2 separate regions of the Mus musculus genome follow, and region 1 is linked to region 2. The links are chromatin loops, found by intact Hi-C in ENCODE. Cell type or tissue: heart. All regions are shown on one strand. Links, peaks and the distances in the headings refer to the core of each region. The heading gives the core; the rest is flanking DNA.

Evidence for each region. Hi-C counts contacts between places; a loop is a spot of excess contacts. Peaks named below come from ENCODE experiments on the same cell type or tissue, not always from the same donor. Only the 100,000 strongest peaks of a DNase experiment are listed, where the experiment ranks them.
Region 1: it touches region 2 in a loop (2.0-fold over the local background); 1 of 42 quality-filtered maps calls a loop at or near these places.

Annotation. Positions count from the first base shown.
Region 1 is chr9:61,256,144-61,263,668 of GRCm38, reverse strand. It overlaps Gm51682 (a long non-coding RNA gene), which reads right to left and starts at 6,217. Exons shown (of 2, transcript XR_003948179.1): 1 at 5,915-6,217; 2 at 407-1,462. It overlaps B930092H01Rik (RIKEN cDNA B930092H01 gene), which reads left to right. Exons shown (of 5, transcript NR_045334.1): 4 at 463-582; 5 at 2,067-4,442. In heart, for the core only: no CTCF peak of the experiment used is centred there; DNase peaks (open chromatin) are centred at 3,698 and 4,068; H3K27ac peaks cover 421 bases; H3K27me3 peaks cover 1,526 bases.
Region 2 is chr9:61,345,890-61,353,414 of GRCm38, reverse strand. Gm39349 (a long non-coding RNA gene) reads right to left here. Exons shown (of 5, transcript XR_870815.2): 4 at 5,982-6,096; 5 at 4,687-5,240. Among named protein-coding and RNA genes, the nearest start is that of Gm39349, 10 kb to the right of the region's middle. In heart, for the core only: a CTCF peak has its summit at 3,483; a DNase peak (open chromatin) is centred at 3,554; H3K27ac peaks cover 586 bases; H3K27me3 peaks cover 2,500 bases.

The DNA of each region.
Region 1 (7,525 bases), core at 2,825-5,324, 90 kb after region 2:
GTTCTTAGTCTGAGCATGCTCAGAGCAGCTCGGGCTAGCTATTCAGTAAGTGCCCAACACACGCACACCATTATTATTCTTATTGAGTTTGTGATTAGTCTACATGGCTCCTGTCCATTGCTTGAGTCTTCAGACAAGCCCGGGGAGTAGGTGGGATGGCCTTTCTTAGATTTGGCAGGCAAAGCTGCCCTTGTTGGAATAGGAGAGTGTTTTGAGAGCATTATCCAAATTAGCCTGGGCTCAGTTCTTCTGACTCTCAGGCCAGAATGCTTTCAGCCTCTCTGGCTTGTTGTGTCTGTGTGGTGGTGGGTGGGTGTGGGTGCACGTGTGTATGTGTGTGGGGGAGTGTATACACACCCGTGTGAGCATGTGAACGGAGATGGGGAGGTCAGAAGACCACTTCAAGTCCTCAGACACGATTTCTTTTAATTTTCTTCTTTCTTCTCTTTGTTTTTGCAACAGGATTTCTCACTGGCCTGCAATTCATCAAGAAGCCTAGGCTACTGGTTGGTCAGTAATCCTCAAATAGCTACATGTCTCTGTCTTTCCAGTTTGGGGATTACCATACTTGGTTGTTTTTAGGTAGGTTCTGAGGATCAAATTCATGTCCTCTTGATGTAAGGCAGACCTGTTGCTGACTGAACTATCTCCCCAGCTCGCACACTACAGTACATCTTTAAAAATGAAGCCATTCAGTTCCATGCATGTAAGAGGTGTGGTCAAGCAGACATCTGATGGGCATGCTATGAAACGACAGAGACTACTATCCCCTCCCCTCCTGCTACACGTTCTGAAAATCAGTCTCAGGCTTTCGTATCAGAGAGCCCTGAGTTTGAATCCTAGCCACAGAGCCACAGTCACAGAACAGTGGTGTAGATTTAGGTTCTTTTCCCCAAGATTGTCATATGTATCTCTCAGGGTAGTTATGAGCATTATGGAGTCTAGTATACAGAAGGTGCTTAGCAGAAAGTCTTGAGCACACTTCCCGTGAACCCTAGTGAGCTACAACAAGCCCTGTGACTATGGGAGGATGACTGGATCTGACCCTGGTTTCTGACCTGGGCAATACCCTTTCTTTCTTTGGACTTAACATCTACCTAAGTTCCCCTATGTTCTGGCCATCTTAGCTCAGCCAGAGAGACTTGAAGCGAGGAGCTCAGCTAAGCTTGAAATTTTGAGATCAGTATTGCCAACCCTAGGCATACTAGAGTGATCCCACGGAAAAGACAGCCAGCATCCCTGGGTCCAGTCATACCTCCCCCGTTCTGAGGCCTCTGGTTTATTTGCCTACTCTTTCCTCCAACATGCTGCCCCTCCTCCAATGAGGAGAAGGCTGGCTTGTGAAGCAGAGAATCCGGCCGGCCGGGGATGATGCATCAGGCAGACAGCAGACATTTCTCCCACCGCTGGAACCGTCTCCCCCAGACACATTCTCTTCACCGTGATATCTCATTCAGCTCACCTAGAGAATGAAATTAGAAGTCACGTCAACTCTCCAGAGTCTTGTTAGATCAATCTGACTTACACAAAACAGGCCAGACAGAGTGTGAGGTTTCCATGAAATTAGGCTGTGTCCCCGGGGGCTGCCTCGGAGCTATCCAACATTTCAGAAAACTGCCAGGCACCCTTTTGCATAATTTATCAATTACACACGACGCAATTCATTGCAGGCAAGAGAAGGAGGCCTGACCTGGGATGGAGGGGGCCCTGGAAGCAGTGTATATGGAGACAGGAAACCTGGACTCTCATCTCCCCCCTCACAAGGATGATGAGCTCAGGTGGGGTCCTCATATTCTTGCAGGGTAGGGGTGTCCCCCCAGTCGCAGAACAGGATTTATATTTGATCTATGTCATTTGTTCCAGTGACATATTTGTGGAATAGGAATGCTGTGGTGGTTGGGAAAAGAGATACCCAGAGCTTGGGCTCTGCCTGGTGAAGTGTGGGAATAGTGAGTGTGGCCATGTTGGATATGGGGTGACCACCTAGAAGTCTGTTTCTCCAGTCTGCCTGGTGGTTGTTGTTCTTAGAATGCCCCTTACATATATCTTCCCTATTAACATCTTAGGTCATCTTTGCTAATGTGAGTTGACATCACCCTCTGGGGAAGTCAGCTGTGCTGTCGGGAGAGTCGAGCTTGCATGGACAGATGCTGAGGCACAAGTGCGGGGACCAGAAGCCGAGTGCCCACCGCTGCTGAAGCCATGTGTATTACTCAGTGGCCTCTCTCCAACCCCACCACACAGCCCCTCCCTCTTCTGGGCCCCACTGTCTTGGAACAGACTTTTTTTCTGGTGTCAACAATACTGGTTAGACTCGTTTCTTGCCTGTCTAAGGGCAAGAACACAGCCACAGCTGTTTCCCAGGCTCTTGGTCAAGGGCCTGTCTTATCATGGATGCCCAGGAATTTGATGGATGGCGGGGGAGGGGATTGAAGAACAGACAGGACCCACTTGGTAATGCCATTTCTTTGACTCCAGTTCAAGGCTCCTGACTCTGGATCCTAGCAAACCAGGTTCTTGCTCTTGACTTCTGTGTTACGATTGAAGGGCCACTTGAAGGCTTTGTAGGGCAAGACATCTGTTTTCAGTCCTCACACCCCCTCCAAAGGCCCATGTCTGACCACAGAACACATAACAAAAGGACTTGTGGGGAAACAGAATTTGAACCCATTTCCGATGGATAGCAAACTCTATATTCAATTTATTAAACCACAAACAATTTTATTATCTTGTTGAGTTTTGTGTGTGCATGTGTAGCTGTTCAGGTATGTATGTGCACCTACCAAGCTTAATTTGTTTGTTTATTTTATCTTATTGTCATTTGGGGGGGTAAGTTTGTCTGGGTAGCCCTGGCTGTTCCGCTACTCACTCTGCAGACCAGGCTGGCCTCAGACTCAGAGCTCTGCCCACCTCTGCCTCCTGAGTGCTGGGACTAAAGGCCAGTGCCACCACCGTGCCTGGCTACCTTTTACTGATATGGGACCTGTCTGTTGAACTGCTGGCCAGGCAGAGAGTTCTGACTGTCTCTGCCTCTCCAGTGCTGGGATTGTGAAGTGCTCACCACCACACCTGGCCTTTTCATGGCCCTGGTCACTACATGCAAGGCAAATACTTGACTGACTAAGCTCATCTCTGTCCCTCCTTGTCTGATTGTCCAAGTGCTCATCTTCAGGCTTTCAAGGACTCAGGCTATGCAGGTAGGAAGACTGAGAAGGAGCCAAGTCCTCCCATGGGACAGGAAGGGTTGGAAATTCATACAGGAGTGAACCTGCCCAAGGTTCATTCATAGCTAGCGGGGAGCTGTGAGTGTGGGACTCACCCCACAGTCTGCTGATACCAAGGCAGATAGGTACTCAGTATCAAACTACAGCTTAGGTTTTCTATTACGTTTATTTGTTTTTCTTTGTGATTTTTTTTTTTTAATTAGTGGGCCGAATTGAATACACAAGTCTCCCACCCCCCTAACCCAGTACCGTCCCCACAGCAAGGAACACAGCAGGATGAGGTTTCCTAACAGCCAGGAGCCCTCCAGTCACTGAGGCTGAACCAAAGGCAATTTCACTCTGCTGAAGTTCTAAATTATCTGCCTGGCAAATATGGGCTCTGATGATGAAACCTAGTAAGTACTCATTATCTTCCTGGAGGAGCGCCACGGTGTGGAGGCAGGATGGAGTCACGTGGGGGAGGGGGCTGGTTGTTACCTCTGAACAGAAGGGTCAGGAAGGTCAAGAGGTGGGGGAGCTGTGGGTGGTAAGAAACCAGGAGACCACGCCCCAGAACTTTCTAGAGAAGCTCTCTTGAATAGGCTGTGGTGAGCCCAGGGCTGCTGTCCCTTGGTCTAGGAGCACACAGGCTCATTTCTGAGCTGTGCCCATCCCTTTCAACTCCGAAAGGCATAGAGCGGTCCCCTGTGTCTGAGTGTGTGAGAGCTTAAGGAGATGGGGCAGAGCCAGCCGCTGCTTAGAGATGTCTGCAGGGGTGAGGGATGTTTGCTGCTATTGTCTGGAGGGAAACTCCTTAGCAGCTGTTTCTCCAGCCTCCATGGAAATTAAAGCCAGGAAGCTAAGCACTGGGTGATTGTGGGCTCAAGTTGCTTATTAATAGCCCACAAAGGATTGTCATGGGTTTCTAGGCAAAGCCCACAGAGGATTGCTGGGGCAGGGACTGCTTCCTGGCTCTGCTGCCTGAGAACACAACTTCCTCCAGGCTCCTCCCACATAGTCCATCTAACCTGCAGGAGCTCCCAAGCCCAGAGAGGCAGTGACCTTTGTGAACTGTGTCTGCAGGGGCATCTGGGTGACACGTTCCAGGTGTTTGAAAATGGCCTTTTGGAGCATCAGGTCATTTAGGCAAGCTGTCAGAGGTGTTAGGGTAGATTTCTTTGAAAACTCCTATCAAATCCTGCCTGCTGCCTGTATCTACAAATAAAGTTTTATAGACACGGTGGCTTGGCTCTTTCCTATGTCTTGTGTGGCTGCTTTCAAGCTATAAACTATGTGGATGCAAAAGGGACTGGTCCACAAAGCCTAAGACAGTTCCTCTTATTATTTAGGTTTTGCCCACCCTTTGGTAGGGGATGGAATGGATTTCAGAGTTATTCTGACACAGATTTAAATATCACTTTATTTTCTTCCTATATGCCCTTGGGCGTGGTCCTTCCCTGGCACCTTGATCTTTCCACTTTCAGAAAGGACTGCTGGCGTATTGAGCCTGTGCCTATCATGTATCAATTTGCCAGCTCCAGGCACCCTGATAAGAGCTTTGCCTGTCCCTCCTTGCTGCAACTGGAAGGGACACGTGCATCGTGATTTATGCAGTCTACAGAGTAGGAAGTAGAGACCCAGAGTGCTTTAGTAACTTGTCCGGAACAGCATAACCCTGGGATTTTAAAAGACAGGGAGTAAGGCTCCCAGTTTGTGTTCCTAACTGCTGTGCATATGGCCTCTCATTTTATGGCCCTTGTGGATCAAGGGATAACTGAACTAAACCTTTGCTCTAGAGTGTCATAGGAACCTAGCATGTGTTAGTCCTACCCTCCCTTCTTTATTCTTCTCAAGTTTTTTTTTTCCTGAATCTTCCCAGAATGAGGGTGCTAGACCTTCAAATTTCAGAGTTAGGTCATCACATCCCCACCTGTCATTGCCAATGCTGGGTATCATGCAGGATGCTGCATTTCTCTGCACTCTCTCCCTCTCCTGCCTGCCACGCTCTCCCTCCCACTGTTTAGTTAATAATAACATATCATGGTTCTGTCTCAGATGCATATCAGTGGTGTATAATTATTTATGGAGAAATAGACAGATGAGTCCCTGCTTGGACCATTTTCATGGGCAGCCCTACCTATCGCTTAGCATCCCTCTCTCCCTTAGTCTAATAACACTGTCCACTTTAGATCCTGGGGCCGTGATTTATTAGGTAATTTGTTTCTTCTCTGTGGCTCGGGCCTGCCTGTCATCAATATAATAGAATGATGGACGTGCAGACTGTAGACACCAGACATTAAAAACTAGGCAAATATTACCCATTTCAACTCCTTGTCTGGCCACAGCCAATCAGCAGCCAGTCTTAACCCCGGGCTTGTCTGAGGAGAAGAGAAAGATTGCTGAAGAACACCCAGGGCCTGACTTCCCACAAAATGGCTCTTTGCAAATCAGCGATCTGGTTCTGAGAAAATGCCCAGAAGATGTGTGCACGCACTTGTACACGCATAGGCACACACATACACATACACACATCTATATGTGCTCATGCATACACACACACACACACACACACACACACACACACACACACAGAGAGAGAGAGAGAGAGAGAGAGAGAGAGAGAGAGAGAGAGAACAGCATAAGAACAGCACAAGAATCCATCTGAGAGACTGAGGAGGAAAAGGGACAGATTAGGGAGTTTGGCCACTTACCTCATCTCTCTGGACCAGAATTGCCTCATCTGTCAATTGAGGAAGTGGATTAGGTAAGTTCCACGTGGCCTTCTAGCCTTCAGCGCTGTGATGTGGCCAAGGTTACAGAGGATAGAGGAGGCAGGGCTGAAAATTGAGCCCCTTGCTGTTTGATGTACTTTTAATACTCTACCACACTGTTGTCATTGATCATAATTGTAATCACGGCTCTCACTATCAATAGCTTTATCACAATCACTGAGGTCATATAGCTAATAAACGGTCTTTAATTGCATCATCAAGAGAATCATCAGCGCCGTTATCTCCAAGAGCATCTTGCCCTCCCCATCAGCGCACTGTTAATTTCACGGTATGTTCTGCGGATTCCAGTGTTTCTGGGGCTGGATGTTATTTAACCCTCTCTCTGCCATCCTAAGAGATTGGCGCCATTCCAATTGTTCACATTTAATAAACGAGGTAACTGAGGTTCAAAGCGGCTAAGTAACTTTTTGGAAGCCACATCATAGTCAGTGCCTGGCTTTGGATTCAGACTCACATCTGTTTCTAGAGAAGGCTTTCAATCACAGTGCTATTTATCATCAGTACTGAATCACAGATGATAGCTGTCCCTAGTGTGAGCATGACTATTTTCATCTACAAAGGTGTCACCAAGATGCACAATGGAGTCTCGTTCTTTCTCTCTCTGTCTCTGTCTCTCTGTGTGTGCATGTATGTTGTGGATGCTTGTGCACATGTGTGTGTGCACAAGGAGGCCAGAGGTCAACATCAGGTGCCTCCTTAATTCTTTCTGCCTTTTTTTTTTTTAGACAGTTTCTCTAACAGACCTAGAGTGTGTTGATTCATCTTGGTTGGCCATACAATGGGCCACAGGGATCCATGTGTCTCCACTTCCCCAGTACTGGTCCTACAGACCCTTGCCTCTACACCTGCTTTTATATAGATGCTGGGCTCTAAATTCAGGTCCACATGCTTGGCAGTTATCAGCTGATTCATCTCCCTGTACAGTGTAGCATCTTCAAAACACTAAGATATCATCACCATTGCTAATGTTGGCATCACCAGTGTCAACAACATTAGAACTGAAGCTATTTAAATATGAACACCATCATTAATGGTGAGCAGTCTGGTCATCGTCACTGCCATCAGGAGAGCAGTGGGTTTCTAGGGTTTCTAGGGATGGGCACAGCTCAGAAATGAGCCTGTGTGCTCCTAGACCAAGTGACAGGAGACCAGTGCTACCCACAGCATTTTCTTGACAGTAACTACTAATTCTGACACCATAATTGTCACTAGCAAATTTGCAGTCTTAGAATTTGGTCCACACCAATAACATAGTAACAGTTGGCTTTAACTGTCAAGTTAAGCAATCTAGAATGGACTGGACCATTGAATTGGCTATGGACATGTCTGTGAGAGATTTTCTTACTCTAGTTGAGATGGGAAGATGCATCTTGAATGTGGGCAGAGCCATTTCATAGTCTGAATGAGAAGGAAAAAGAGAGCTGAGTACTAGAACACATGTGTTATTAGTTTGCTGCCCTCTGCTCTTGCTGGTGGATATAGCTTCAAGTTTCTGCTGTGGTGACATGCCCACCATGTTGGACTGTGACC
Region 2 (7,525 bases), core at 2,128-4,627:
GAAGGTGAAGGAGAGAGCACCCTCCCTCCACCTTCTCCCCTGCCCTCACGCTTCTCCTTTCTACCTGATTCTAGGAGCCAGGATCTCATTATCTCCAGTGATGTTGAGGGATAATAGGCTACACTTGAAGGCTGCTTTTCATCTTCAAAGCCCTTGGCAGACTGTTCATTAGCCTCTCCACCCCCACCCCACCCCCAGCCTGCCCCTTGATAGAGATAAGTGCTCTTAGGTTAGGAGGGGCACCCAAGGGATGCCAGGGACTTCCCCTCAGGATACAAGACTGAGCAAAAGTCAGAGGGGGAAGGCTTGGAGCCTTGGATTCTGGCACCTTCTCTTTATGGACCCGGACTCCCTGGGCTCCTTCTTTCCTAGTAGGAGGGTAAGATAGCTTGGGGCAGGAGGTCAGATTCCAAGATGATTGAGGAAGAATCCAATCTAGAGATGCCCCGTCCTTTGACATGGCAATGGTGTTGCATCTGCAAAGTTCAGGCTTTATGGCAGTGCAATCAACTTATAAAAGAAAATGTGTCTTTTAAAAGAAACCCTCATATTTTAAGCAATGTCATGACCTTGTATTGAGTCACCTTCTTAGCTATCCTGTGATGTGTGTGGTTATTCGACACAGCTTGGATAGGCCTACTGCTTAGCCTACTGCTTCTTCTATAAAGTGATGTCTAAGATCTGATTGGACCAAGGTCAAGAAAGTGACTAGCACTCCTCTTGGGGTTTAGGGTGGATGGCTGTGAATAATTTGGGGTGGGGTGGAGGAAACTTGATGATTGAGAGAGACCAGTTGGGTGGGAATGGGTTCAAGAGTAGAGATTGGCTCCTGTGCTTCCCCGACTGTCCCAACCCTTAACCCCAAGGCCAACATGAACTATCATTTATCTGCACATTGCCAAGGGAGGTCACTTCTGTCTGCCCAGTCTCTTTTATTGAGCCAGAAAATCAAGGCAGATGGAGATCCCAGGCAGGCCTGGCTTTTGAGTCTCCCAGAAATGGGTCCCCATCTCCTACACGCCACACACTCGAAGACAAATGAGGGAAGCTCAGCACAGTTCTGGGAGGATTGAGCAAGGTTGCTTGTGTGGTATCCATGGTGGCCTGAGAGGTCAGGAGCTGTCCAGTGACCCGAGTCAAGGGACGTGGGATGAGTGTTCAGGTCCTTGATCACTGTGGGGAGGGGCTTAGGCAATGGGCTTTATCAGCCTCTGTCGTAGGTTGCTATGGGACCCAAAGAGGAGACCTGAGAAATATCTCCCATCCTTGACAGTCATTCCTTAACATTCTGGAACCTTCTACATTTCAGAGCCAGAAACTCATCTTTTGCCCTACGCAGTGCACCAAGGAAGTTATAGAACAATAACTTTAAAAATATTTTTACATTTATTTATCTTATTTTATGGGTATTTCACCTGCATGGATGTGTGTGCACCATGTGTGTGTGACTGGTTCCTGAGGAGGTTAGAAGAGGGCTTTGGGTCCCCTGGCACTGGAGTCACAGAAGTTTATGAACCACTATGTGGGTGTTGGGAATTGAACTTGGGTTCTCTACAAAGGGAATAAGTGTTCTTCAGTTGCTGAGCTATCTCTTCAGCCCCATGACCCCATGAAATAGAATTTAATACTTCATGCTCTTTGTCCAAACCCACCAAAAGCAGGAATTAAATAAAATGTGGGGCACACATCTGTAATCCCAGCACTCCAGACGTGCAGACAGGAGGAAAGAAGTTCTGGTTTATCCTTGACTACCTAGTGAGTTCATGACCAGCGTGGGTGCTTGTGAAATGACCTACCGACCAAGTAAATAAGTAAATAGTAAGGAAATAAGGTCCCTGCTTTCCCCCCCATATCCATCTCAGTATCTCAGTCACAGTAAGAGATCAGTAAGTGTTGAATGAAAAAAAAAAAAAAAAACCCTCCACTGGCCAGTATACAAGACCACTCCCAGGCATATTAAATGAGAGTACAATCATCCATTGAATGGGCTTCCTTCAAAAGAGCCATATATCCTGGAAGCTCCATTCCAGACGCCCAGATGGCAGGGCCTGGGAGAGTTCCGAGTTATTCCTATTGAAACTGTTTCCTCTCAGAGGTCCAGAGTTCAAAAGCAAGGCATTTGCCACAAACAATTGGTCCAGTGTGAGAGGATGTGGCTGGCTGGGCTCCAGGGCCTCGTGGGACTTTGAGCAGTTACTAATGCAAATAGAAGGGAAAAGACTTATCCCGGGGGCAAATGTGGTCACCCAGAAATGCAGCCTCTGGCAACAGAAGGGAAAGAGAAGGTTAGGCTCTGTGCTTTGGGGAGAATGTCCTAGGACTTTGGAGGGGACTCGGGACTTCAGTCAGGAGGTGTAGGCCTCAGCAGAGAGCTAGGTCTCACATAAAAGTTTCTGTCTCTCTCACCTTTGTCTTAAGGCTGAGGGTAGTGGTGGCACATGACTGTTCACATGAATTAGTTAGCGGCAGAGGGCATCAGGTGCTCTGACCTGCTATTGTCTGCCTTGTCCCCTTGAGACAGGGTCTCACTGAGGCTGGAGCTCCCAGTTGAGGGTTGTGCTAGTTGGGAATCCCTGGTTTCCACTCTCCTCAGTGCTAGAGTTACAAGAGGGTCACTTGGCTTCCACATAGGTCCTGGGGATTTGAACTTAGGATCTCATGTGTGAACATTAGACACTCTTATCCACCAAGCCATCTCCCAGTGCTCAGAACTAAGTTTCTGTTCACCCAACTCTGACTCATTTCCCAAGGAAAATTTTCGCAGTTCAGGGTTATGGGCAGGCATATCAAGGAATCTTCCTGATTGGCGCACTGACTTCAGAATGCAGCTCTTTCTCTCTTGTGCTGAGGATAGCCCTCTACTGAAGGTAGGTAGTATCCGTGAGTGACCTTCTGCTGTGACATTTGTCCCTGCATTGCTGACTATGCACATGGTCTTCCCAGCCTTTGTCCACACCTTCCCTCCTTTCGAGTCACCTCTTCTCATATACTGGGTCCGATCATCATCCATTCTATGAAGGCTTTCTCTTCTCACCACAATCAGTAGGGACCCAGAGAGTAAGTGTGGAAGGAAAAGAGAAAAAGGGGGCAGAGAGAGCATTTGGAGCTACCTGGATGTTTGTCACTAGGCATGCATTGAGCATCCAGTACCATGTGCTGTGCGGAACTTGCTGAATGTGCACATTCCCAGTCCCCTCACCACGCCCCAGCAAAGGATTTCATTCCTACTCAGCTTTAAAGGTGTGTGTGTGTGTGTGTGTGTGTGTGTGTAGGGACAGTGTGTGGAGGACAGAAAACAACTTTTTGGGGTTGGTTCTCTCCTTCCGCCTTTTTTGAGTTCCAGAGCTTGAACAGATGTCACCGGGCTGGCCCCGCCAAGCTCTTTCACCCACTGAGCTGTCTTGCGGGTTTTCATTCTCCTTTTAAAGCCCATGCTGTGGTAGCAACTGCACTACACTCCTGCTTCTCCTTCTGGGCACTGGGTGGAATTTCACTTCTTGACCCAATGTGCTTAGGTGGAGCCATGGGAACAGTTCCAGACAATGATGTGTGAGAGGAAGTGGCCATCATTCTAGGGTGACGAGTGCTTCCTGTTTCTTCCTGCATGGTGACAGGCCAGCAGTGCTTGAAGAGGTGGCTGTTTTCCCCAACTTTCGCCAAGTGCCTCCCGACCTAGGATACACATAGAATACTAGTGAGCAAGAAATCCAATTTGATGACTTACCACAGAGGTCTGGACTTGTTTTATCCAGCCCATGCTGACCAAAGCATGGTTAGTGTTGATCGTTGCCATGACAAGATTTGGAATTACCTGGAAAGGGAGTCTCAGTGAGAGATTGTGTAGACCAGAAAGGCCTTTGGGCATGACTGTAAGGGTTTTTCCTTATGTGGGTGAACTGAGATGGGAGGTTCCACCCTGAATGTAGGCCACACCGTATATCATGGGCTGGATGGCCCCTGGACTGAATAAAAAGAGAGATGGAGTGGAATGTAAGCATCCCATAACTGCTTCTTGACTGTGAATACAACGTCATGAGGTGCCTCGAGCTCTGACTGCTGGGACCCTCAACCTCCACATGATTGAGCTTAGTCAGTCTTCTCTCCAGTAAGTTGCCTTCATCAGGGTATTTATCATAGCAACCAAACCCCAAAACCAAACCCAAGCCTTGGGAGGATCTGAATAGCTCTGGGAATGAGGTAGCATTGATTAAACACTTCTACTGAAAGGTGAGGGGGGCCAAGCAACTGGGCTCAGTGTTGTTGCCTCAAAGATGCAAGGCATGGGTCTCTTTTGGTCCATCTGGAAGGATCAGCCCTGAAACTTGTGCTTGGTCCACACAGAAACCTTTTGGCTAGCCTGCCCTGTGCATCCACAGTGGCCCCACAGGACAAGGCAGGGCAGGGCTGGTGGGAAGAGAGGGCTCCCAGGAGGGCCTTTCCCTATCTATGCTCCCCCCCACCCCGTCCCCCCCCTCCGTGGGCTTCCTTGTCTTTTTAAATGACCATGAAACAGCTCGAAGACAAGTGCCAGCTAACAAGGTTAAAGGAGCCTTAAAAACAAATGACGCCACCCCCCCACACTCAATTCACTGCTGAGTAAAATTTGTCACTTCAGTAAGCATTTTATTGGTAATTACAGAGTTACTTTATTTGCATATTACAGAGCTGTGAGCAGCCCTGGCGAAGATGTTTAGTGTCCCTGAGCATCTTGGAGGGAATTACTCAACCCAGACAGGGAGAATTCAGTAATTATTCCCTTAAAACGGGAATTTGCTAATAACTTTGCAGTAGATCACTTTATTTTTTACTACCCAATAAAGCAATTAAATAATAAGCAATTAAGTGCCAAAGTGACTCTGCAGAAGACCTGGCCCAAATCTGGCCTCTGTTGCATTTTGAAGGGGCAGTTAAGTCTAGCTTCAGGAACACCAGAATCAGGAACCAGAAAAAGCTGACACCAGGTTTCCCCCCTCTCGTCTTTAGAGTGGGGTCCAGGAGCCCAAGATGGCTGAAGCGCCATCTGTACTTGGAATAAGGCCCAGCGGTCCTCCCTGAGGCCAAGCCTGAAGGCCCTGGAATCCAGCTGGCTGTGCTCACAGGTAGCTCCAGCACTTGTTATTCAGGTAACGTGGACAGGTGGCTCAGGCTGTTCCCGGCCTTCATGTTCTTCAGTAGTGAGGCTCCTGAAGATGCAGGTGTCACCTGGGGACTGTGGTGATCATGACGTAAGTGAAGTAGGGCTCAGAAGAGAGGAAGTAGTCAGTGAGCATGCAATCCACTGTCTGGCCCAGGGCCCACTGCCACCACACCAGTGAGAACTGGGTCTCTGCCAGGGAACGTTATGAAAGGAGCGAACGGAAAGGTGATCCGTCAGCAAGGTGTGGAGTGGTGGGCAGTCAGGGGCACTTCTTCCATAATGCCTTCACCTTTTGGAATCTAATCCTAGCCTTCAGGAGCAAGTGCTTCAGGGGGTCTGAGAACACTCACTGGGTATCATCTTCATCATCATTCAGAGAGAATGTGTGTGTGTGTGTGTGTGTGTGTGTGTGTGTGTGTGTGTGTAGGTCAGAGTACAACCTCTGGGAGTCAGTTTTCTCCATGTACCATGTAGGTTCCAGGAATTGAACTTAGGTTTAATAGCTTTGGCAGCAGCAAGCACCTTTACCTGCTGAGCCATCTTGCCAACCCCACACTGGGCTCCTTACATGAAAGACAAGAAGAGTGATACCTAGCTGAGGGCCAGGTTGCCAAGCGTCTGGAATCTAAGTGCATGCCTCGTCTGCATGGCTTCCTGTCAGGCAGAGTCCTCAAAGTTATCTTTCAGTGGACATGATCTTGCCCTCAGAAAGGAACGCTACAATTTCAGTCTGGCTCTCTCTTCACTTCTGATGGACGCTTCCTCGGCAGTGGTTTGGAACACTGGCTCTCCCTCTCTGTTAAGTATTTAATGACTTGAAAACAAACACTGGAGGAGATGCTACCTCAGGCCCAGAGTGTCTGCCGTCCTGCTCTTTCCGTGGTGGCTGAGTTCACCCTCTGTGTTATCTGTCTGCCAGGTCTGCTCAGCTGTGGTATAGTGATGAATAATGTAAAATGCTATTCCAGGAAGGAGAGAGAGATCACATACATCTTTAAAAAGACTTGCTTTCCCACCTGCCCCCACACCAGGCCCGATGACCCCGCCCACACACCAGGCCCGATGACCCCGCCCACACACCAGGCCAGGCGATTTTTGTCTCCAGGGAAGGTTGGGTAAGAGAGACCTCATGACTTGGTCACGCTATTAAAGACAAAGACAGCCCCCTGCATAGGTCTAGCCCTGAGGCCTGAAGACCATTTTCCAGTGTGGTGCTTTTTGACAGTATACCTAGGAGGTTTCTCTTTCCAGTGTGTGTGTGTGTGTGTGTGTGTGTGTGTGTCTAAGAGAGAGAGAGAGAGAGAGAGAGAGAGAGAGAGAGAGAGAGAGAGAGAGGTTTGAGTATATAGGCATGCGCATGTGCAGATGTTTGTCTTTATCACTGTCTGATATTTTGCTTTGATACAGGGTCTCTCATTTAACTGAAAGCTTGTCATTTCAGCTAGCCAGTGAGCTCTTAGGATCTGTCTGACTCTCCCCCATCCCCCATACTGGGGTTAGAGGTATAGACATCCATGCCCAGCTTTTTTGTGTGTTGGTGATTTGAACTTGGGTCCTTGTGACTGCAGAGCAAGCCCTCCTACCCATGAAGCCATCTCCCCAGTGCTCCCTTGGACTTTCAGTGTTGGTCCACATTAATAAGCCCTCTTAGTCTCTGACTCTGAGCAGGGTCCCATGTGAGTGGCGCTATGTCTCGTGGTGGCCTTTTGAGACCTCCTGTTGCTTTGTAAACACACATCTTACATCCCAGAGCCAGTGGGGAGGAGGAAGGATGTTTGCATGTCAACCTCAGGGAAGAGCATAAATATATATAAAGTGCCACCTTTAGGGCTGGGTTCCATCCTCAGGACCAAATTACCATGAAAGGGCTCTGCCTCTGATCACATCATGAGGCCTTGAACCTCATTAGCTCCTAGTACTAGAATAGTGAGGGGTTCATGATTGCTTTCCCTGACCAGTGTTCAGCCTTTGGACAGTCTGGCCCTTGCTTTTCCTAGCTGCAGAGATTTCCCCTAATGCTACACAGAAGTCAAATTGCATGCTCAAGTGGGGACCCTGCCAAGGCCCAAAGTCAGAAGCTCTGGGAATCAGTGTATCGGCAGACTGAGTGAGACCTGGTCCCTGGGGCTTTAGCTGTCAGCTGGCTTTGGGGGCGAGCCTTGATTACTGCCATTCACCACAGTTTATCACACACTCCCCTAAAAGCAAGGCCAGCTTTCATTCCCCTCCATGGTAGTAAGTACTGTGAAGGACTTGAAACTAACCAACCAACTCCTCCTCTACTGCCCAGCCAGAGCAACAGAAAACAGTTGTTAAGCAAAGTTGAAGGTTTGGGGTGGAGGACAGAAGGAGTAGACACTTGGGCTGGACTAGGCAGGAGTCATAGAT